3 separate regions of the Homo sapiens genome follow, and regions 1 and 2 are each linked to region 3. Evidence: chromatin contacts called from ENCODE Hi-C or POLR2A ChIA-PET data. All regions are on one chromosome and are shown on one strand. The core of a region is the stretch at or near the end of the contact, and the rest is flanking DNA. Distances in the headings are between cores, read along the strand shown. Region 1 holds the start of CDC25A (cell division cycle 25A). Region 2 holds the start of IMPDH2 (inosine monophosphate dehydrogenase 2). Region 3 holds the start of RBM5 (RNA binding motif protein 5).

Region 1 (4,830 bases), core at 1,327-3,826, 1.9 Mb before region 3:
CCTTGCTCACCACACTGCTACAAGTGATAATCCTATCCCCAGTTCTATATTAAATTACATTCTACATACAGAAGCCTACATTACATTTTAAGACTTGCTCTTGCAGTTCCTTTAACCTAAAGGATCTTTGCACCAATGGTCTTATCTGTACAAATACAGATAAACTCTGCAGTAATATGAATTCATGAAGAATGAAATGCACTGGCAATTTCCTCCATAGCAGCATCACTGAAATGATTTCATGACACTGTACTTCCAATCATTTGATCCTGTATTTTAACCAGTAAGATTGCCTGAATGCCACTTACAGTGGTATGGTGAATTATACTTTACTACCCATCCTTCAAGGGCAAGCACACACCACCTCCTTATAGACATTTGAAACCTATTTCCTTTCTTCATAAACAGCCACAAGGGCTCCTTTGTATTGTTCTCAATAATGTTTATCACCGGGCGCGGTGGCTCACGCTGTAATCCCAGCACTTTGGGAGGCCGAGGAAGGCGGATCACCTGAGGTTGTGAATTCGAGACCAGGCTGACCAACATGAAGAAACCCTGTCTCTACTAAAAAATACAAAATTAGCCGGGTGTGGTGGTGCATGCCTGTAATCCCAGCTACTCGGGAGGCTGAGGCAGGAGAATCACTTGAACCCGGGAGGTGGAGGTTACAGTGAGCTGAGATCATGCCATTGCACTCCAGCCTGGGCGACAAGAGCGAAACTCTGTCTCAAAAAAAAAAAAAAAAAAGTTTATCACCCAATGCCATGACTTCCTCAAGTTCTCACCAAAACTAACCTCCTGGGTGAAAAGGCATGTTTCAGGAAATTCAGAGTATTGCTCCCCACACAGCAGACTTAAATACCTGAATCTGTTGACTCGGAGGAGCCCATTCTCTGCAGATTACTGTTGTTCTTCACCTCCAGTGGTTGCTCATAATCACTGAAACCAACAGAAATAAACCATGAATGATTTATAGGATATAATTAAAAGGTCACATGCAGGAGATAGGCCATGAGATTAAGAAGCAGCCAGGCTGCCAGAAACCATTTCTAGGCCACACCACAAGTGGCAAAGATCCCACTTTGCCACTCTGAACACCCAATTAGCACTTGGGCAAAGGAGAAAAAAGGAGTGGGTGGGCATGGCCTTGGACCACATTGCAGGTTATGATGGCTATGGCAAATGTTGGGGTATTTCCTAAAATAAAAGCATGTGTTCTAAGTACTGAGACAGAGTCGGGATGAAAGTTGAACAGGACACTTTCTGCTTTTCAGAAGTTGGGAAACGCACAAGACATGTGCTTAGCAAACGGGATGCCAGAGATTGAAGGGAAAGTAGCTCTTCCGCGGGAAACACCGTGGGATGCATTTTTTGCTATCAGGAAAAGCCCAGGAAGCTTTCTGAAAGTTGGGTAAAAAGACCTGGCCTTAGGAAAGCAGCAGAGTGGACATCAGGAATGTGCACAGGGCGAGGGACTGAGATGATTTTACATAAACGCCAGGAAAGAAAATGCCATGGTCCTTTGTTGAGAAGGAACAAAGATCACAGCAAACGAAGATCCTGAGGATGGTTTAGCAAAGGGTGAAAGTGAGTGCCTAGAAGAGCCTGATTTTCCCCGCGGGGGTAGATTCCAAAGAGCTTCCAGGGATAGAGATAGAAGGAGAGTACGGAGCAATCCGAAAGGGGTGAAGGTGGGCCTGGCTCGGGCTTAGGCCCAAGGATCTCCACCTCTTCCCCTGGAAGGTCCCGACGGCCTCTCCCGCCCAACATTCCGCCCGGGCGGGGGTGCACATGGCAGGCCCTAGCCCGGCTGTCCCCGAGCGGCGAACCCGGACGGACGGGTCTCGCCCTTCTCCCGGTCCGTTTCCTGGCCTGATCTCTCCGAGGCCGACACCGAGGCCAGGGGCCCGGAGCACCGCCCGCCGGTCTCTCCTTACCTGCCCAGACCCTGCAGCTGGTCCATAGTGACGGTCAGGTTGGTGACAGGCGACAGTCCCCCGGCGGCTGAAGCGCCAAATAGCGCCTTCACGACGGGCTGCGACGCGGGAGGGGGGCTGCAGGCGAAGAGCAGGCGGCGGCGGTGCGGGGGCTCCGGGCCCAGTTCCATGGCGGCGCCCGGCCTCGCAGAGCTCCCGCTCCCTCTTCCTCTGCCTCCGCCGCGACCGCCCCGCCCCGCCGACACCGGCCTCGGCCGCGCGCCACCGGCGCCCGCGGGTCAAACACAAACACGACTCCGCGGTTCAGGGACGCGGCTGCCGCGGGCAAGCGGCGCGGCCGGGCGGGTGTGCGGACCCTCCAGGCGCCAGCCACCAGCCACAGGCACGGGTGCTTCCCTCTCACACCGCGAGGCCAGCGGGCGGGCGGGCGCCGGCAACCTGAAGATTAAATCCAAACAAACGTGGCGGGTCGGCAAGAGAAGCCGGGCGAGAGCCTCGAGGCAACGGCCCAGGCTCACGCTGTCTTCGCTGTTCTCCCACCCGCTTGCCCAGCTCCGGGTAGCAGAAAACCAAGCCGACCTACACCTCTTACCCAGGCTGTCGCAGCCAGGCCGGCCTTTCGCGGTAATAGCGGCTCAGTGGGGCCAGCTGCTGCCCCGCCCCCCTTTCCTAGTTGGCGCCAAACGGAATCCACCAATCAGTAAGCAACTTCTCCTCCTCTCAACCGAATGGCAGCTAGGCTGGGCCAATGAGAGGGGAAGAAGAAAGCGGCTCGCGGGACTCTGCCAGGTCATCGGCTCTCAGAAGGGGGCGGAGCCCAGAGCAGAAGAGCGGGGATCAAAATGAGAGGGGGAGCAGAGGTCAATGAAAACTCCCAGCAGAACCTGCGAGGCGCTGCTCGCGGCTGAAAGGCCCCTTTGCCCCGTCGCATGCTGGGAAGCGTAGTTCCCATCGCGAGCTGCCGTCCAGTTAGCTTCGGCCCCCTTTGGGCCTCCGCTACCTCGCCCCCAGCCGGGCGCCCCACACTCTGAGGCAATGTGGAGGCTAAGGAAGACCTGTGGAGGTCTGGCCGGATCCAGCCTTGGCTCGGCCTCTAACCGTGCAGTATTGTGGACCCCTTTCTTCCGCCCCGGGCCTCCAGGCCCCATTTTATAATGAGGGAGGGAATGCAATGACCCCCAGGACTGGACTCGACCACCAGGGCCCAACTCTGGAGGGCTCACAGACCCTGGGTGCTGCTGGCCTCATGGGATTTGAACCCCGCAGTACAACCTGTGCTGTGGGCCTCAGCATTTTTTGCTCACTTCCATTCTAGCCCTTATTGGATGCTCTTAGAATCATTTCTTTCTTTCCCACCACTTCTTAGCCCCCTGGGAGCTCCTAGAGAGAAATAACAGCAAACACAATAATAGCAAATAATAGCTAAAGTTTACATAATGCTTATGCACTTGACACTGTTCCCAGTGTGTTAATCTGTATTAATTCATTTAATCTTTACAACTCTGTGACATAGGAATTATCCCCATTTTCTAAGTGGGCATATTTACTTTTACAGCGCCGAACCTGTGGCAGCTCCTAGACGGATTTTGAGGGCCATAAGTGCATGATTTAATTGCAACCTACTGCTGGGCTTAGTGGCTCACGCCTATCATCCCAGCACTTTGGGAGGGCGAGGTGGGAGGATTGCCTGAGCCCACGAATTTGAGACCAGCCTGGGCAACAAAGTGAGACACCCCCTGCCCCCCACTCAAAAAAAAAAAACCCTACAGTTTGAAAAGCCATGCTGGACAGGTGGAAACCCCAAACCTTTGGCCCCAACACCAGACCCTTCACAGTGAGGAACCTCTCTCTCAGGATTCATCTCCTTTTCTGTGCACCAGTGCTCCACCACCCAGGAACCTCCCTTCCCTCCAGAAACCCCAGGCTATTTAGGCCTCTCTGCACAGTTCACATGGTCTGTGGTCCCACTGTTTCAAATAGTTCTCCCTGTCGTATCTCTGAATACTTTCCTCTCCTCCTGTGTTTTATGTGGTTTAATACTTGGCTCAACAGGCCGGGAGCGGTGGCTCACGCCTGTAATCCCAGCACTTTGGGAGACCGAGGCGGGCGGATCACGGGGTCAGGAGATCGAGACCATCCTGGCTAACATGGTGAAACCCCGGCTCTACTAAAAATACAAAAAATTACCGGGCGTGGTGGCGGGCGCCTGTAGTCCCAGCTACTCGGGAGGCTGAGGCAGAAGAATGGCTGAACTCGGGAGGCGGAGCTTGCAGTGAGCCAAGACCGAGCCACTGCACTCCAGCCTGGGCAACAGAGCGAGACTCCGTCTCAAAAAACAAAAACAAAACTTGGCTCAACATTCCTGTTACTGCATTCATTCATTCAACATATGTTTATTTAAGGATTACTAGAACAAATTCAGTGCTTGAAATAATACCACAATCCCTGCTCTCAGGGAGCTCTGGTCCGCTGAGCATAAAGCTCCTTCTAATAATGGAATTATTACCATGACAATAGCTGTGGTTTGTGGAGGGATGGTGGGCACCTAGAGGAGGGGCGGGGACTGGGGAAGGCAGTACGGTGGGGGGCACGTCCTAAAGGAGATTAAAACTAAAGGTCAAGGTTGCTGGAGAAGGGGAGCTTGGGGCTGGTGGGAAGTGCTTTCTAAGGAAACGGCCCTCGGCAGCCAGGAGGTGAGGAGGAACGCCGTACTTGCCGGGAGCTACTCCTGAGTTGATCCAGTCGGTTCTAGAATGGGCACATGGGACTGGCTGTGAGGGACAGTTCTTGAAAGGATTGGAGTTTGCTGAAGAGTTTGGCCTTATCCTGTGGACAGTGGAGGGTGTGTGATAACCGGATCAGATTTGCTTTAGGGTGGATCAGTGGAGGAGAG
Region 2 (4,147 bases), core at 909-3,408, 1.1 Mb before region 3:
TGCCTCAGTCTCCCAAAGTACTGAGATTACAGGGGTGAAGTTCTATGGACCACCACGTTCATACATTCACACCCAAAACACCCTTCCTCAAGGGATCCCAATAATTCTTAGCAGTATGGTATTGAGTGAGGGATGAGTAGAAAGGACAACATGGCACAGGGAGCACCCTCTTACACTATGGAATAAGGAGGACAACACAGGAACAATGGCAAGAAAATCAGGGCAGACCTCAAGCACTGCCCCTACCTTAGGGGTTTAAAAGAACAAAGCATGAATACTAGCAAGCATTTGGGCAGTTTGAAAGCCTCTGGTGGGGAAAGGATGCAGGAACCCAATAAAGGAGTCAGAAACTTGGTTTGACACTCCTTTCCCAGAGAGAAGAGGCTATCAGAGATGTCTTAGACAACAGAAGCCCCTTGTCTTCAACCTGGGCTGCTAGAGCTTGGATCTACTCTGCCAGTGGCACCCACCTCTTCCAAGAAACAGTCATGTTCCTCCTCTTTGAGAAAATCAATGTCCCTGGAGGAGATGATGCCCACCAAGCGGCTCCCCATCCGGCCTGTGTCTGTGATTGGGATACCGCAGAAACCATGCCGGGCCTTGGCCTCAAAAACATCCCGCACGCGATCCTTGGGGCTGAGGACCACAGGGTCTGTGATGAATCCCTGTTCATATTTCTGGAAAGGGATGGTGAGAAAGGGCATCGCATCTTTGAACTACTTTCATCAGGCTCTTGATCTGAAGCATGGGGTCTCTGCTTATCGATCCCTTTGGCAGTGCCACAAGACCAAATCACACCAACACATCTTAGAGACATGGGTAGGCTGGAGGCACTGTACACCTGGTCTATTGCTGCTGCTTTAAGAAACAGAATCTCAGGGTCTTCTCAGTAACTGAACCCCATGGTGGGAAGAAAGAATACTAAATTAGAATAAACCCCTACTCCCACCCCACCCCACCTCAGTGCAATTCCCAGGAGCGCTTGCTAATGATCGTTGCCCTTCTGACCTTCACTTTCCGAACTTCATTGGCCTGGAATTCAGGTGTACAGTTGTGGTGGATGAAGCCAATACCGCCTGTAAGCTACAGGATAAAAAGAGACTACTACTAAGTGACAAGAAGCAGGACTGAATGCCTTTGGGGAAAGGCGATGGAGTCCTTGCTCCTTCCCCCACACCCCATGGGGCTCACCGCCATTGCTATGGCCATCCCAGCCTCTGTGACTGTGTCCATGGGAGAGGAAACCAGTGGGGTCTTAAGAGTGATTTTCTTGGTCAGAGCAGAAGTCAGGTCCTGAGGAGACAAACGTCAACCAGTGTGGGAAAGCATCCCTTACACCTCAAGGTGTTACTGAGTCCCCCACAAAAAGGCACTTTTGTATGACCTGCATGCTAACAAGCAACATGATCCTATAAAATCCACCCCCAAGCCCAATCTGGTGAGTTAGCCCAGAGACCAGGTGATAGTAGCACCTTAGCTCACCTTGATGTTCAGGACCCAATTCCTGATCATACTCACCACCTGGTCTGCAGTGAAGTCGATGTACCCAGGGAGAATGAGAAAGTCACTGCGAGGGAAGGGAGTGAATTGGGAGTAAAGCTCTCAGCTTAGGGCAGCATGAGACTCCATCCCCATGTACCAATCAACCCGTAACGCATGTGAGCAGAGAGTGGCACTGACAGAGTCTGTGTGTCACAGGCACAGCACAAGGTGGAAATGGGTACAGGGGACCTTTTCTGCCACCGAGCTGTCATCAGTGCTCCTGGCACCCTGACAATTCCATGTGTCTGGAGCATGGAATCTCCGGCCTGAGATTCCAAGCACTACTGAGATGCTTCTCCGTACCCCAAGCACCGCTCCAGATGTCTCAAAGTGAGCCCCGGAGGTGGGTGGCCAATTCCCGAAACCTGTCCCCCACGCCCACGCCCAAGGCGGCTCTCGGAAGCCCCCATCTGGCCTTTTCCCCAGGGTGCCGCCCCTCTCTTCGCCCAGGTGAGCCCCATAGGCCCGCACTTGTAGGTGAGGCCGTCTCCGCAGTTGAAGAGCTGCTGTGCTGTGAGTCCGTCGTCTGGCACGTAGGACGTGCCCCCACTAATCAGGTAGTCGGCCATGGCCAACACAGGACACCGCCGCGTGTCTCCGAGGACCGCGCCGCAGAGACCTCTGCCGTCTGGGCCGCGCCAATATAAACCAGCCGATTTCGTCACTGCGCTGCGCGCGACGCTGACGTCAGGGCGTAGTGCGCGCGGGCGGAACCTACCCGCCTCGCTGCGGCGGGGGCGGAGCTGGCGCTGAAGAAACAGCGCATGCGTATAGCACATAGTGGCCTTGTCACTGAGGAGCTGCCACTTCACGTCCCACCCCACACTCCCCGCAGGACCTCGGCCAGTTCAATTAACAGGCAAGGGTTTACTTCTACTGTCCCGCCGGGCTCCTCCCCAAAATAAAGAGACGTTGTTCACTAACATGTTGAAAAGACGTGCTTGTCATTCTTAATAAACAACTAGAGTAAGAATACATAAGAGAAACAGAGTGGTATCTTTATATGATACACAAGTGTATGTTACAAGAATTCCATCAGGCACAGGAGCCTCAGGTTTTAAGGCCTCAATGTTAGGCCAACAAAAAAAAAAAAGGCATGGTAAAGTTTTTACTTTTACATCTAAAATGTCACTTGTCATAAAGGAGGGTGTAATAGAAATTGTCTTTAATAAATCATAATTGAAGTTCCCCTCATTTTTCTTCCATTAAGATGCTAAGTTTATGTCTGATCATGAAGAAAGAAAAGAACATCGTTCCCCTGTGGTCAGCAAAGTCTGTCAGCCCAGTGGAAGTCGGCTGGGGAGATTCCCTCCAGGGTCCATCCATCATTAATTCCATCTCTCTTGAAGATGGAAAGGGGCCACATTTCTTTTCACAGTCCAAGCCCTTTCCCCAGGCCCCAGACAAAAAAGAGTCAGCCAGCAACTTTCTAGGACATATGACACTCAAGGAAACCCAGAGCCACCATCGGCTGAGGAGTCTGCCGCAGCAGGTTTATGAAGATGCAAAGGGGGCAAAGTTTTCTTTTATATTTTAAACAGAAGCAGCCTGAAAGGCTTCGTAACTACACCAATAAAAAAAAGAAAAAAAAAAATGGAGGCCTCTTCTTTAGTGTGAAAGTCTGTCTGGTTTTTCCTGGCTGGTTTCTCTTGTGCCATGGCCAAGGCATCTCAGTGCATAGTGCTTGCATTGGCCACTGCGATGGCCTCCTGAATTTCTCTTATCACCAGGATCCGCGTCAGCATTTGTCCCATCTGCTCTCTGCTGATAGGCTGGACTGAGTACCAGATTGGGCTGTTGGGGGCCACCACTGGCTCAGGTGTCAGGTAAAAGGTGTCATTCCGGCCTTTCACACTCTGGGGGCTGAAGAATATGCGGATAAAAGTTGGGTACCACCAATATAACTTCAACCCTCCCACCCTGAACTTCCCAGACAGATGCTGTCTGCAAACAGTAAGGCCCCAAGTTATTGTGGCACAGCTACTGAATTCCATGCAGCCACCACACACTACATCCTGGTCCTCCTTTGGGACTACTGCAAATCCCCCAAATGTTGGGTTACTTCCCCTCTGCCCCTCCTTCCCACAAACCAGCTGTGATCCATCACTGACTGCACCAGCCTAGGGCTCTCATGGACTCATGTGAGTCTATCCTTATCCTACTTGAAGCCAGCTTCACTGCTCAAAGCGTCTATCTCCAAGTCTTTGCGCTTTTTTTTTTTTTTTTTTTGAGATGGCGTCTTGTCTCCAGGCTGGAGTGCAGTGAGGTGATCTCAGCTCACTGCAACCTCCGCCCCCTTGGTTGAAGCGATTCTCCTGCCTCAGCCTCTGGAGTAGCTGGAACCATAGGCACGAGCCACCAAGCCCAGCTAATTTTTGTATTTTTTAGTAGAGATGGGGTTTTTCCATGTTGGCCAGGCTGGTCTCGAACTCCTGACCTCAGGTGATCCACCCACCTTGGCCTCCCAAAGTGCTTGGATTACAGGCGTGAGCCACGGTGCCCAGCCTCATGTTGTGTTTTCTACCCAATAATGATGGCCATTACAGTGGGGCCCTAAACTTGGGTTCACCCCCCTCCCCCGAACTGTGCTGTACCTCTATTAAGT
Region 3 (4,120 bases), core at 572-3,071:
AAAATTAGCTGGGTGTGGTGGCGGGTGCCTGTAATCCCAGCTGTTTGGGAGGCTGAGGCAGGAGAATCACTTGAACCTGGGAGGCAGAGTTTGCAGTGAGTTGAAACTGTGCCATTGCACTCCAGCCTGGGCAACAGGAGCAAAACTCCATCTCAAACAAACAAACAAACAAAAATGTTTGCAAAGCATCTAGGGCAATAATATAGCATCTAGTAAAGCGATCAACTAATGTTCCTCATTTTAATTTATTTTTTATTTTTATTTTTTTTTGAGATAGAGTCTTGCTGTGTTGCACAAGCTGGAGTGCGGTAGAGCAATCTCGGCTCACTGCAACCTCCGCCTCTTGGGTTCAAGCGATTCTCCTACCTCAGCCTCCCAAGTAGCTGGGATTATAGGTGTGCGCCACCACACCCAGCTAATTTTTGTATTTTTAGTAGAGACGGGGTTTAGCCATGTTGGCCAGGCTGGTCTCGAACTCCTGAGCTCAGCTGATCCACCTGCCTCGGCCTCCCACAGTGCTTGGATTACAGGCATGAGCCATCATGCCTGGCCCCTCCTTTTTATTTATTTATTTATTATTATTATTATTATTATTATTATTATTATTATTATTATTATTTTGAGACTGAGTCTTGCTCTGTCACCCAGGCTGGAGTGCAGTGGCACGATCTCAGCTCACTGCAACCTCTGCCTCCCTGGTTCAAGTGATTCTCCTGCCTCAGCCTCCCTAGTAGCTGGAACTACAGGTGCATGCCACCATGCCCGGCTAATTTTTGTATTTTTAGTAGAGACGCGGTTTCACCATATTGGTCAGGCTGGTCTTGAGCTCCTGACCTCGTGATCCACTTGCCTCGGCCTCCCAAAGTGCTGGGATTACAGGCGTGAGCCACTGCGTCCAGCCTTTTTTTTTTTTTTTTTTGAAACAGAGTCTCACTCTGTTGCCCAGGCTGGAGTGCAGTGGCGCAATCTCGGCTCACTGCAAGCTCCGCCTCCCGGGTTCACACCATTCTCCTGCCTCAGCCGCCCAAGTAGCTGGGACTACAGGCGCCCGCCACCATGCCCAGCTAATTTTTTTGTATTTTTAGTAGAGACGGGATTTCACCGTGTTAGCCAGGATGGTCTCGATCTCCTGACCTTGTGATCCGCCCGCCTTGGCCTCCCAAAGTGCTGGGATTACAGGAGTGAGCCACCGCGCCCAGCACCGGCCTCCTTTTTATTTTTTAGCGACAGTTTCTCGCATTGTCCCCAGGCTGGAGTGCTGTGACGAGATCACAGCTCACTGCAGCCTCGACCTCTTGGGCCCAAGCGAACCTCTCACCTCAGCTCCTGAGTAGCTGGGACAAGAGGTGCACGCCACCATGCTCAGTTAATTTTATTTTTTGTAGAGATAGGATCTCACTGTGTTTCCCAGGCTGGTCTCGAACTCCTGGCCTCAAGCGATCCTCCTGCCTCGGCCTCCCAAAATGCTGGCTTGTGAGTGAGCCACCACTTCACGCACGGTCTCCTTTTGAAGTAGAATTAGACAATGTTTTACACCGTGCCAGTGAAAGCAAACTGTACTCTCTACGGCGCTAGTAGCAAAAGCAAAGAATTATTAACATGCCTAATAGGAGCCCTAAAAACTAATCCAGGTCTGCAAAAGCCGATCGACAACTCTGTAGTGATTTAGAAGAGAATTGCAAGACATTAACACAGAGCGTCCTAAGTGACAGGATGGTCTGGCGACCACATTTCCCGGCAGCCCTCGCACAGCCAGGCCGCTTCGAGGATTGGACTTCTCCGCAGGAGGCGGGTGACAGGGGGAGGGGATAAGCGTGAGGTACTGTGGGTAGGAGACGGCCGTCGGCGGAGGCGCCATTTTGTGTAGCCGCCGAACCTTGTTGGAGGTTCTGGGGCGCAGAACCGCTACTGCTGCTTCGGTCTCTCCTTGGGGTAAGTGCGGCGGCTGTCTGTAACGACGGTAGGTTCTTGCCATTTGGGCTGGCCCCCAAGCCTCCCTTGTCAGCTGCCGGAGGCGACTGATCAGCTCCAGCCGGTTCTGTAGAGGGGCTAAATTACCCCAGGCGTTGGAGGGCCGCGCCCTTCCTTGTTGCCAGCTCTGTCAGTTTCCAGAGGGTGTCCAGCCAGCTCAGCCTTGGGCCTGCTTCTTTCTGGCTGTGACTTTGCCCCTTGTGGATACACGTCCCCTAATCTTCAGCCCAACGGAGCAGTGGAGCCGTCGCCTGTCCCTCGGGCACTCCTTGGGAGCTCCCTGGCAGTCTCTGGCCGCCATCCCCCGCTCAACTGCAACTGAATCGCCCTCTCCGAAAAGCTGTTCGGTGATCGCCCATCTGCGGGTTTGGAACCTCTTGGGAGGCGGGAGGGGCATGTGCGGGGAGGGCAGGCCGGACGCTGGAGTCGGTCGAGCAGGCCGTGACGCCGCCATCTCGGCCGCGAGACCCCACGGAGGTGGGTGCCGGCACCGCCCGGGAGACAAGGGGCGGCACCAGTGAATATGCCCCGGGACTTGTTTCCCCCCAGTGGTTCTTTTTCATTTATTAATTTCAACAAATCGTTGAGCATTCGCTCTAGACTAGGCTTCCAGAGACTACTGGAACTGATTTTTCGGACCTCGCGCTCATCGAACGCGGTCCAGCAGTGTGATGTCTTATTACCAACGGGGGGCGGGGGGCCGGGCTGTTCACTACTCAGTGGTTTGTAGTCATAAGAACTGGCTCAAGACGTGGTGGTTATTGTTACCTAGGAATTAGGTCGTTTCTAGCTTTGCTCTTGTCTTATGCGATACGTTATTAATGTAGTAGATTTCAGTCAGCTCAGTATCCCAGCTTCTACGAGGTTTTACATTTTTCATCAGAAGTGTTTGAATTTCATGTTGCTCCTTGTATTAATGAAGACACTTGGATTAATGTTTTAACGGTCAACTATCCCACGGAGTTGCTTTGATACAAAACCAAGGAGCTGATTGTAGCTCTGCCCTTTTTGCTTTGTAATTCTAAGGTAGGAGCAGGGAAGGAGTCTTCTGCTTGCTCCGTATTATGATTCTGTTAAATCTGGAATCTAATATTTTAAAATATGCTTAATCTTCCGGTTTTGCTCATTGTTAACAAAATGTTAGCACGATTTTAACGTTGACAGTTTGTCCCCACCACTTCCCCACCTTAGATAATCACTGTCAATGATTTGAAGGTTTGATGAAATCCCAGCCTCAGTAGTATCCAAGCTATGGAGCTGCTGACTTAAGTGATCTCTGAGATTTATAGCAATTAATCTCTCTTGTCTCCTAGAAAAAATAAAATTTGAACCTTTTGGAGCTGTGTGCTAAATCTTCAGTGGGACAATGGGTTCAGACAAAAGGTAAGTTACTACAGTACGTGGCTTTGATCTCAACATTTCAGTGGGGACTGAACTCCTTGTTTAAAATAGTTTATCAAACTAATATATGAGTGTTTTGCGCCAGGCATTGCTAACGAACACCTTTATGATCCTGTTGTCACAAACTACAGTCTAGTGAGAGAATTAAAGTACTGTGTGAACATGCTGTGATAAAGTGTAGGGTGCTCTTAGAACACATAGGAAGTATGTCTTTTTCTTGTTCACAGCCAGGAAAGCTTCCTGGAGAAAATATTCTCTGGAAGGAAGCTGAAGGATAAGAAAGAATTTTAGGCAAAGAAGGGCAGGGTAGAGTGGGTCACTGAAGGTTCCCTGTGTGGACAGCAACCTTTGCAGAATCCAGGAGATCATACAGTCTGGCACTTAGCACAGTTCCTGGCTGTGGTAAGCAATCAATGAATGCCATTTCTTGTTATTGTTCCCTGAATAGCAAGATGATCCAGACTTAGAGAGCTGAGAAGCTTGGGACTGTGTGTTACATGAAGAAAGAAAGAGCCAAAGAATTAGTGGAAAATTAAGATGAGAGCATTTGGCTATTGTGTCACCTATGGGTACATGCTCTCAGACCATTTGATTTAAACACACACCCTTATTCAGCCATCTGCCTTTTTAGTATTGAGGTCAGTCCCTGTGGTAGATCACATTGACAGGCTGAGGGACCTTAGGAGATGTTCATGTCACATGGTATTTTAATGCTGTGTCAGCAGTCTGTGGTTCTAAATAGCTTACT

The links. A loop is a pair of places that touch in the nucleus more often than their neighbours do. ChIA-PET counts read pairs that join two places held with the same protein, here RNA polymerase II (POLR2A). Pooled maps may share reads with other maps.
Region 1: a loop to region 3 is called in a map with no recorded cell type, with 21 times the contacts of the local background. The contact joins the promoter of CDC25A here to the promoter of RBM5 in region 3. A Hi-C loop is called at or near these places in 1 of 37 single-sample maps with no recorded cell type and 5 of 50 pooled maps. POLR2A ChIA-PET finds 5 or more read pairs at or near these places in 1 of 52 experiments (activated CD4-positive, alpha-beta T cell).
Region 2: a loop to region 3 is called in a pooled map, with 9 times the contacts of the local background. The contact joins the promoter of IMPDH2 here to the promoter of RBM5 in region 3. A Hi-C loop is called at or near these places in 1 of 37 single-sample maps with no recorded cell type and 6 of 50 pooled maps. POLR2A ChIA-PET finds 5 or more read pairs at or near these places in 1 of 52 experiments (naive thymus-derived CD8-positive, alpha-beta T cell).

Annotation. Positions count from the first base shown.
Region 1 is chr3:48,185,841-48,190,670 of GRCh38, forward strand. It overlaps CDC25A (cell division cycle 25A), which reads right to left and starts at 2,577. Exons shown (of 15, transcript NM_001789.3): 1 at 1,938-2,577; 2 at 863-939. The coding sequence starts at 2,107. RefSeq lists an enhancer at 1,662-2,290 and a silencer at 2,034-2,243.
Region 2 is chr3:49,027,240-49,031,386 of GRCh38, forward strand. It overlaps IMPDH2 (inosine monophosphate dehydrogenase 2), which reads right to left and starts at 2,159. Exons shown (of 14, transcript NM_000884.3): 1 at 2,014-2,159; 2 at 1,519-1,567; 3 at 1,192-1,293; 4 at 1,009-1,083; 5 at 471-677. The coding sequence starts at 2,111. QRICH1 (glutamine rich 1) reads right to left here. Exons shown (of 10, transcript NM_198880.3): 10 at 2,468-3,405. The coding sequence ends at 3,213. RefSeq lists enhancers at 1,292-1,894, 1,895-2,496, 1,950-2,159.
Region 3 is chr3:50,087,098-50,091,217 of GRCh38, forward strand. RBM5 (RNA binding motif protein 5) reads left to right here and starts at 1,822. Exons shown (of 25, transcript NM_005778.4): 1 at 1,822-1,932; 2 at 3,285-3,354. The coding sequence starts at 3,338. RefSeq lists enhancers at 1,679-2,270, 1,790-1,959, 2,000-2,109, 2,271-2,861.